2 separate regions of the Homo sapiens genome follow, and region 2 is linked to region 1. A link is an interaction called in ENCODE POLR2A ChIA-PET data of the cell type or tissue named here. Cell type or tissue: HepG2. All regions are shown on one strand.

The links. Peaks named below come from ENCODE experiments on the same cell type or tissue, not always from the same donor. Only the 100,000 strongest peaks of a DNase experiment are listed, where the experiment ranks them.
Region 2: POLR2A ChIA-PET joins it to region 1 with 7 read pairs; 2 of 35 experiments call an interaction of 5 or more read pairs at or near these places.

Annotation. Positions count from the first base shown.
Region 1 is chr11:10,597,484-10,602,483 of GRCh38, reverse strand. IRAG1 (inositol 1,4,5-triphosphate receptor associated 1) reads left to right here. Exons shown (of 21, transcript NM_130385.4): 15 at 1,425-1,566. It overlaps IRAG1-AS1 (IRAG1 antisense RNA 1), which reads right to left. Exons shown (of 4, transcript NR_046375.1): 4 at 2,552-2,793. Among named protein-coding and RNA genes, the nearest start is that of LYVE1, 31 kb to the right of the region's middle. In HepG2, no CTCF peak of the experiment used is centred here; a DNase peak (open chromatin) is centred at 2,873.
Region 2 is chr11:8,900,052-8,905,051 of GRCh38, reverse strand. It overlaps a transcript of DENND2B not described here. Among named protein-coding and RNA genes, the nearest start is that of AKIP1, 8.6 kb to the left of the region's middle. In HepG2, no CTCF peak of the experiment used is centred here; no DNase peak of the experiment used is centred here.

The DNA of each region.
Region 1 (5,000 bases):
CACATTGCCCGAGTTCTAATCCTGGCTCCAACCTTCATTCGCTGTGTGACCTTGGGCCCCTTACTGAGGTTTCTCTGCTTCAGTCTTTTCAAGTATAAAATGAGGATGGTCACAGTATCTGCCATAGAGGGTTGCTGCCGTACTTGTAAAGCATTTGGATGTTGTTATTATGTTGCTATGACATGAATCTATGTCCTGCTGCTCTGGTTACATGAGAGGAGGTTCCTGGGGTGGTGCAGCCCTGAGCAGTTCCTATTAAATAAAAGAAAGACCTGTCGCTGGGCCATCCCACCCTGTGTCCTTCAGGACAAGGACATCTGACTCAGCAGTGGTGCCCAGGAAGTCACTCCAGCTGGGAGCAGCAACACGGGAGGACTCTAGGGAAGTAGCTGGTCTCAGCCACGCATGACTGTGGGACCTGTTCCTGCGAAGCCACTGGGTGTGTCCCTCTGTGGCCAGGCAGGGCCTGAGCTAGATCCTCTGAGGGATCTAACTGGGGTATGAGCAGAGAGAAATTGTTCTCATTGTGTGCAGGCTTCCCAAACTTGTGCCTCAGCCCACCTGTCACTCACGCCATCTGCTCCCTTCTCCAAATGGCTCCCTCGTCTTGGCTGCTATGTCTCAGTCTTTGCCTTCCTCTCTGGCTCCACTGGGCCAGGTCAGGCTTCATCCTGTTTTTACCTGCTGCCCTCACTGCCACCAGTCTCACTCCCTTGAGTCCCATCTCTACCTATGACCTGATTATATTACTCTCTTACTTTAAGGGAGATATTCAATGGCTTCCCTTTTCCTTCAGAATAAGTTCAAATTCCTTTGTCTAGCATTCGAGGTCCTTCACAACCCAGACTTACAAATAGACCCAACTGCTTGCTGATCCCTACATAGGTAGGAGGACCTGCAGTGTCTGGGCTTTCTGGACAGCCCTGGTTTATTATGTCGATTGTCCCAGCATAATTTGTCGTCGTGCCTTTCTTCACTCTCCAGAGGACTCTTATTCAGAGGATAAAACCTCATCTACATATAAGCCCTGTGCTTCCCTGCCTCTAGACTCCTCTTGGAGTTCCCTGGCCTGAACGCTGTGTCCCTCCTGCCCTTGTCTATGGGCCCAGATGCTGCTCACATCCTACATCCACTGCATTCCCTCTCCATGAAGCCTCCCCTGACCCGTTCTCTGCAAGCAGAAACAACTCTCCTCTGCCTGTCATCTCCTGCAGTGTGGTGGCTGTGCTTTTCTCATTCTCCCTAAGCGCAGGTGCTGAGTCCACCTCTCAGCTCACATGGCAGACAGCAAACTCTTCAGAGGGCAGAGTCTTGTCCCTGTATCCTTTTGATTCTCCTAGCCCAGACCCTAGGTCAGAGCAAATAAGTGCCAACGGAGCCTTTCCTCCAATGGCCTCATGCACTCATGCGCTCCTTCCCCGCAGGAAAAGCGCATGTCGAAAGCAACGGAAGTGATGATGCAGTATGTGGAGAATCTAAAGAGGACGTATGAGAAGGACCATGCGGAGCTCATGGAGTTTAAAAAGCTTGCAAATCAGAATTCAAGCCGCAGCTGTGGCCCCTCTGGTAAGGACCTAGGCTCCTGCCCCATCTTGGCCCTACAAGGTGGACTTCCAAGAGCTCTTGGCTAGGATTAGAGCTGTCAGAACAGCCCCAGGACTTATTTCCAGTTGAGCAGCACTCCTGTCTAGTGCTGCCCACAGGGGCCTCCCAGCAGCTGCTTCAGTGGGCCTGGCAGGGCAGTCTGGAACCAGGAAACATGAGCCTTTCCAAAGTGACTTCCTAACTCCCAAAGCAATAAATCACAGTGGCTGACCATGGATACAAAGCCCATGGGCTACAAGAGCTCTTGGACTTACAGGGTCTGAGAGTGACCCTAGACCCTGTCAGTCCGTGTGCTTTGGGATCCCCTTTTAGGCAGCACATGCTAAGGAATTTGGGCTTTATTCTGGAAAGCATTAGGGATCCAGCCAATGATTTTAATCAAGAAAATGACTTGATCATATATGTAGTTTAAGAAGATTCCCTTTAACTGTGGTGTGGCAGTTACATTACTGGGACAAAGCAGGGATAGAAAACCCCATGAAGATGTTCTTGCAACAGTCCAGGTGAGGGGTGAAACCTGGGCAGTTAGGGTGGAGTGAGAGTCTGGCTGAAGGAGATGTTACGGAGAAAAACAGCAGACTCATGGGTAAGACAGAAGTTTCAAAGAAATACTCTTGTTTAGAAGTTCTATACGAATTGCTATAGGAGCACGGGGGAGGGCCCACCTGATTCTGCTTGAAGGGAGACAAAGAAGCCTTCAAAGAGGGATGGTATCTTGTTGGTGTTTTAAAGTAAAAATAGGAGTTCTCCAGTCAATAGAGGAAGACACATCCCAAGTGGAGAAACCAGCATGGACAAAGGTGTGGAGGTTGGGGGTGAAAACAAGATGAAACAAACAGTTTGTCATAGTGGCAGTGTCAGGGTGTGGAAGTGAGACTTGGTTGACCAGGGCCACACGCCAGGCCATGCTAGCAATTTGAGCCTCTAGGCAACGGGGAGTCATTGGTAAGTTTATACCACATGAGGTAATCAGCCTTTATTTTTAGATTATTCTGACTTCAGTGGACAATATATTGGAGGTGTGCAAAAGCTGAGGTAAAGAGAGACACAGTAGGAGGCTCTTTCTCAGTCCAGCAGGAAGAGGTTGGTGCCTTGGACCAGATCTCTCCATGGGCACTGTCAGGGTTTGAACTCTGGCTGATGAGGGTGGCTAGCAGGAGAAAACAGACCTTTTAGCAACAGGAATCCCTGTGGAATGCAAACATCCGTGTTACCAAGAGCTGCAGAAGGGAAAGTACAGAAAGTATAACAGATGGAGAAACCTTTATAAACAGGAGGTTTCACAAGTTTCCTGGAGAATATCAGTGACATGTCCCAGAGTCCAAAGGCAGCATGCACACATGCTCCAGACTGTCAGCTTTGGATCTGTCAGCAAGGCTCCTGACCCACATGCACCTAGGCCTCTAACCATTTTCCGTCAGTGTTGGAAGCTGAGGAAGTTGCCGCCAAAGGAATCCTAATGCGTGGACTCCTGCATTTATTGCTGCACAAGGCCTCCTGCAAACCACCTTACCTAAGATTTATAGGATGAGCAGTTACCCATGAGTCTCATTCGTTCATTCTACAGACATTTATTGAGTACCTTTGGTTTGCCCTATATAATACTGGAATATAGAGGTAAAGGGCACACAGTCACAGACCCAAAGGAGCTCCCAACCTTTGGGAAGTCAAGGCAGTGTAGCCAGTGCTATGACAGAAGAAAGCAGACTTCCGAGGAGAATACACCACAGAGTCCCACATTCACTCTAGGAGGATGAGAAAACGCTTACCGTAGGAAAGGTCAACGATAGCTGTACGTGTTTTTCTGATATTTGTTTCCACTCCAGTTGTTCTTCCAAGCTATACCTCAGCTTGGGCTAGGCAGAGTGGCCGTAACCACTCAGCAGGTGTTTCCATAAGATACTCTATGACTGTTCCCTAATAGTGTTTGTGTCTTAAGCCTTTATACAACCTCTGCAATCTTTGTCTATGCCTGGGGTTTTGAAGACTGCAGTAAATAAAATATCCCTGATTTCAAGGAAGGTGATATACATTTTTTAAAAATAACATGTTTCTTTCTGAATATGAAATTTACCAATTATCTGCATTTTAGATTATTTCCTTAGTGTAGATTTCTAGAAGTATGAATACTAGCTCAGGGGAAATAAATTTTTTAAGGCTCTTAAAGCAAATTATTTTCAAATAACCCATTTATGTTTTCACTGAATGGGTTACAATACTCAATTCACCGTGCCATTGACACAATTCTTGTTCTTTCTTTTTGTAAATATCCATGACTTTGATAGGCCACAATTGTGTCTTGTCTTATTGTTTTAATTGTATTTCTTGGCCTTTCCAAATGTTTATGGAACATTTGTATTTCTGCTTTTAAAAATTCTGTATTTATGACCTTTGCCACTTGTAAGCTTGGTAGTTTACTAATTTATATGAACTCTTCACATGTAAAGAATATTTTCTGGTTCTGCTATTTTGGCTGACTGGAAAACTTGAAAATCTTTTGACCACAAGCACTTAGAAATTGCTGCTGGACAAAATAAAGCAAACCTTTGTCTAAATAGCTGAATCCACAAGAAAATAAATTGAAATACCCAGATACAAGAAAAGAAAAGAGAACTGAAACCAAGCTGACCCTGCAGCTTCCTTAGGGACAAGTGTCAGCCTTGGTTATCTGGGAGCTGAGCTTTTGCACTTGCCTGTGGTCTGAGACAAGGCCTGGAACACCTATGGTAGAGAGTTGACACAGATTCCCACAGAAAGTTAAGGGCGTCCAAGGACTATATCCTCAGATGGAATTTGGATAAGGAAAAATAATAATCACCAACCAGCAGAGAAACAAGGAAATTTGTTTCACCCTGGACTGTAGTAGGAAAAAACACTTTCTCCTTCCTCATAGGGAAAGTACGTGCTCACAAAGTGACAGCAGTGATGATGCAATATGCAGAGGATTTGAAAAGAACAGCAAGATGGTGCTTCTAAGATATGTTAGAAATAAGCAGAAAAGTACTCTGGAGAGACAGACCCTGCATCTGGACACACAGGATTCCTCTAATAAAGCCTCACTGAAGATGACTTCACAACTTAAAATTATAAAATACACAAGAAAACAATTCATCATGAACAAAAGTCATCAGTTACACAAAACAATAGGATTATATCCTAAGAACCTCGGAAAATAAAATGATCTGACAATTTTTTTAAGATAAGCTTAAAATTGTTACAGGTAGCTGGGTACAGTGGCTCACGTCTGTAATCCTAACACTTTGGGAGGCCAAGGTGAAAGGATCGCTTGAGGCCAGGAGGTTGAGACCAGCCTGGGCAACAAAGTGAGACCAGCCTGGGCAACAAAGTGAGACCCTATCTCCACAAAAAATAAAAATAAAAAGCAATTAGTCAGA
Region 2 (5,000 bases), 1.7 Mb after region 1:
TTCAGTTTGTCAACTTCTGTGTAACAACTGTTGATGTTTTGATAGAGATTATATTGAATTCACAGATTAATTGAGGAAGAATTGCAATCTTAACAATATTGGGTTTTTGAATTTATGAACATGGAATGTCTGTCCATTTATTTCAGTTTTCTTTATTTTTTTTACTAATATTGTGTAGTGATTAGTGTACATATTGCACTTCTTTTAACAAATTTATTAAGTATTTTTATGCTGTTGTGAATGAAATTGTTTTCTCAATTTCATTTTCAGATGAAATTATTACTAGTGTATAGAAATATAGTTGACTTTTTCATATTGATATTGTATCCTGTAACCTTGTTAAACTCATTTACTTGTTCTAAGAATTTTTTTGTGGATTCTTTAGGATTTTCTGTATACTGGATCAGATCTTCTGTGAATAAAGAAAGGCTAACTTTTTTCTTTTCAATCAGGACTTCTTTTTCTTGCCTAATCGCACTGGCTTGAACCTGTAGTACAATGTTGAATAGAAGTGGCAAGGGGAACATCTTTGCCTTGTTCCCAATTTTAGAGGCAGAACATTCAGCCTTTTACCATTAAGTATGATATTTGTTTTTTTGTAGATACTCTTTATTAGGTTAAGGAAGTTCTCATCTATCTTTAAAAATTATTTTTAATTAGCTTCTTCAGGTTGAGAAGAAGTTTCCTTCTATTCCTGGTTTAGTGAAAGTTTTTATCATGAATGATTTTTGAAGTTTTTCAGACGTTTTTTGTATGTCCATTGATGTGATCATGTGGTTTTTATTTTTTATTCTATTAACATGTGTTGAATGAATTGATTTTTGGATATTAAGCCAATCTTTCGTTGTTGAATTTGGTTTGCTAGTATTTTACTGAGGATTTTTCTGTGTATATTCATGAGGGATATTGATCTCTAGTTTTCTTGTTTCTGGTCTTTGTGTCTTTTGGTATTAGGATAATATTGGCCTTATAGAATGATTTAGGAATGTTCTATTTCTTGGAAGAGTGTGTAGAATTGGTATTATTCTTAAGCATTTGATTAAAACCATCTGGGCCTGGGCTTTACTTTGTGGGAAGATTTTTAATTACTAATTCAACTTTTTTCCTTGTTTTAGGTCTACTTATATTTTCTATTCCTTCTTTTTTTTTTTTTTTTTTTTTTGAGACAAGGTCTCACTCCTGTTGCCAAGGCTGGAGTGCCGTGGCATAATCACAGCTCACTACAGCCTCAACTCCCTGGGCTCAGGTGATTCTCCCACCTTAGCCACTCGAGTAGCTGGGACTACAGGCATGCATCACCACTAGGCCCACCTAATTTTTTTGGTACTTTTTGTAGTAGAGATGTGGTTTTGCCATGTTGCCCAGGCTGGTCTTGAACTCCTGAACTCAAGTGATCTTCTATTCCATCTTGAGTCAGTTTCAATACTTGGTGTCTAAGAATTTGCCCAGTCACTTAAGTTGTCTAATTTGTTGACAAAAAGCTATTGGTAATATTCCCTCACAATCTTTTTTATTTCTTTAAGATCTGATTATGGTAATCTGTGCCTTCTCTCTCTTGCTTTTTTTTTTTTTTTTTTAACATCTTGGTCAGTCTAGTTAAAGTTTTGTCAACTTGTAATATCCTTTTTTTTTCTTTTGAGACAGTCTCACTCTGTCACCCAGGCTGGAATGCAGTAGTGCAATCTCAGCTCACTACAATCTCCGCCTCCCAGGTTCAAGTGATTGATTCTTCTGCCTAATCCACCCAAGTAACAGGGATTACAGGTGCATGCCACCACACCCGACTAATTTTTGTATATTTAGTAGAGACAGGGTTTCACCATGTTGGCCTATGCTGGAGTGAAACTCTGTCTCAAAAAATAAATAAATAAATAAAACTTTAAAAAATACAGATGGCCAGGTGTGGTGGCTCATGCCTGTAATCCCAGCACTTTGGGAAGCCAAGGTGGGTGGATCATGAGGTCAAGAGATCGAGACCATCCTGTCCAACATGGTGAAGCCCCATCTCTACTAAAAATACAAAAATTAGCTGGGTGTGGTGGCGCATGCCTGTAGTCTCAGCTACTCAGGAGGCTGAGGCAGGAGAATTGCTTGAACCTGGGAGGTGGAGGTTGCAGTGAGCCGAGATTGCACCACTGTGATCAAATGTAAATTCAGCCATCTCGATAATAATGTTAAATGTGAATGGTCTCAACAGCCCATTCTATAAGCAGAGATTGTCAGACTGGCTTAGATCCAACTGTCTGTCTACAAGAAACACAACTTATAGTCAAACACACAAATAAGTTGAAAGTTAAAGAAAAAGATATACCATGTAAACTATAAGCATAATATTGCTGGAGTAAAGAAACAGAATCCTGCAGATACCTTGATTGTAGTCCAGTGAAAACCATTTCAGACATCTGACTTCCAGAACCTTAAGATAATAAACTTGTGTTGCTTTAAGCGACTCCCCTTGCCAAAAAAAGATTGCTGAAGTAAATGTATTAACATCAGACAAAATAGACTTGAAGACAAGAAATATCACTAGACAAAGTGGGGCATATCAGAATCACAAAAATGACAAATCATTACATCTGGAAGATATAGCACTTGCAAATGTACATGACCCTAACAACACAGCCTCAAAATACCAAAGCAAAAACTGACAAAATTCAAGCAAGAAATAGACAATTCAACAGTGGTAGTTGGGGACTTCAACACCTCACTCTTTTTTTTTTTTTTTTGAGATGGAGTCTCACTCTGTCACCTACACTGGAGTGCAGTGGTGTGATCTCAGCTCACTGCAGCCTCTGCCTCCTGGGTTCAAGTGATTCTCCTACCTCAGCCTCCTGAGTAGCTGGGATTACAGGCGCGTGCCACCACACCCGGCTACTTTTTGTATTTTTAATAGAGACAGGGTTTCACCGTGTTGGTCAGGCTGGTCTTGAACTCCTGACCTCATGATTCGCCCACCTCAGCCTCCCAAAATGCTGGGATTACAGGCATGAGCCACCGTGCCCAGCCCAATCCTCAGTCTTAATAACTGATAGAACAAACAGAAAATCAGCAAAGATATAGAAGGCTAAACGATACTGTCAGCCACCTTGACACCTATAGGAAACTCCATCCAACAATAGCACAATACACATTCTTGTCAAATACTCCCAGAACATTCTCCAAAACAGACCATTATTAGGTCATAAAACAAGTCTCAATGAATTTAAAAGGACTGAAATCATACCAGGTATGTTCTCTACCCACAATAGAATTAAATTAGAAATCAACAATAGACAATTTGGGGAATCTACAAATATTTGCAAATTAAACAACGCATAGGTAAATAATCCATGGGTCATAGACTAAATCACAAGGGAAACTAGGAAATGTTTTGAACTGAAAGGAAACAAAGATGTGATATATCAAAATGTATGAGAGGCAGCTAAAACTGTGATTAGAGGGAAGTGCCAAGCTTTAGATGTCTATATTAGAAAAGAATATAGGTCAAATCAATAACCTAAGTTTCTACCTTAAGAAACTAGGAGCCGGGCATGCTGGCTCATGCTTGTAATCCCAGCACTTTGGGAGGCTGAGGTGGGCAGATCAGTTGAGGTCAGGAGTTCGAGACCAGCCTGGCCAACATGGTGAAACCCCGTCTCTACTAAAAATACAAAAATTAGCCAGATGTGGTGGCATGCACCTGTAATCCCAGCTACTCGGGAGGCTGAGGCAGGAGAATCACTTGAACCTGGGAGGTGGAGGTTGCAGTGAGCTGAGATTGCACCACTGCACTCCAGCCTGGGCAATAGAGCAAGACTCCATCTCAAAAAAAAAAAAAAAAAAGAAAAGAAAAGAAAAGAAAGAAAAAGAAAAACTAGGAAAAGAAGAACAAACTAAACCCAAAGGAAGCAGGAGGAAGGGTATAATGATGATTAGGTAGAAATCAATAAAATACAAAGTAGAAAAATAGAGAAAAATCAATGAAACCAACAGTTGGTTCTTTGAAAAGATATTAAAATTTGGGCCAGGTGTGGTGGCTCACGCCTGTAATTCCAGCACTTTGGGAGGCCAAGGTGGGCAGATCAGTTAAGGTCAGGAGTTCAAGACCAAGGTTTCACTCTTGTTGCCTAGGCTGGAGTGCAATGGCATGATCTCGGCTCACTGCAACCTCTGCCTCCCAGATTCAAGTGATTCTCCTGCCTCAGCTGCTCAAGTAGCTGGGGTTACAGGTGCCCACCACTATGCCTGGCTAATTTTTTTGTATTTTTAGTAGAGAGAGGGTTTCACCATATTGGCCATGCTGGTCTTGAACTCCTGACCTCAGGTGATCTACCCACCTCGGCCTCCCAAAGTGCTGGGATTACAGGCATGAGCCACCGCACCCGGCCTTTAAAAAAATTTTTTAGTGATTGTTCTAGGAATTAGAATATGCATCTTTATTTGTCACGATCTACTTCTTTCTTTTTTTTTTTTTGAGACAGGGTCTTGCTCTGCCACCCAGGCTGGACTGCAATGGCGCAAGTGTGGCTCACTGTTGCCTCCACCTCCTAGGCTCAAGTGATCCCCCCAACTCAACCTCCTGAGTAGCTGGGACCACAGGCACACGCCAACACACCTGGCTAATTTTTTTTTTTTTTTTTTTGAGATGGAGTCTCACTCTGTCGCCCAGGCTGGAGTGCAGTGGCACGACCTTGGGCACTGCAAGCTCCACCTCCCGGGTTCATGTCATTCTCCTGCCTCAGCCTCCTGAGTAGCTGGGACTACAGGCACCACCACCACACCCAGCTAATTTTTTTTTTTTTTGTATTTTTAGTAGAGACGGGGTTTCACCGTGTTAGCCAGGACAGTCTCGAACTCCTGACCTTGTGATCTACCCGCCTCGGCCTCCCAAAGTGTTGGGATTATAGGCGTGAGCCACTGTGCTGGGCCAATTTTTACATTTTTTATAGAGATGGTGTCTCATCATGTTGCCCAGGCTGGCCTCTAACTCCTGGGCTCAAACAGTCCACCCATCTCGGCCT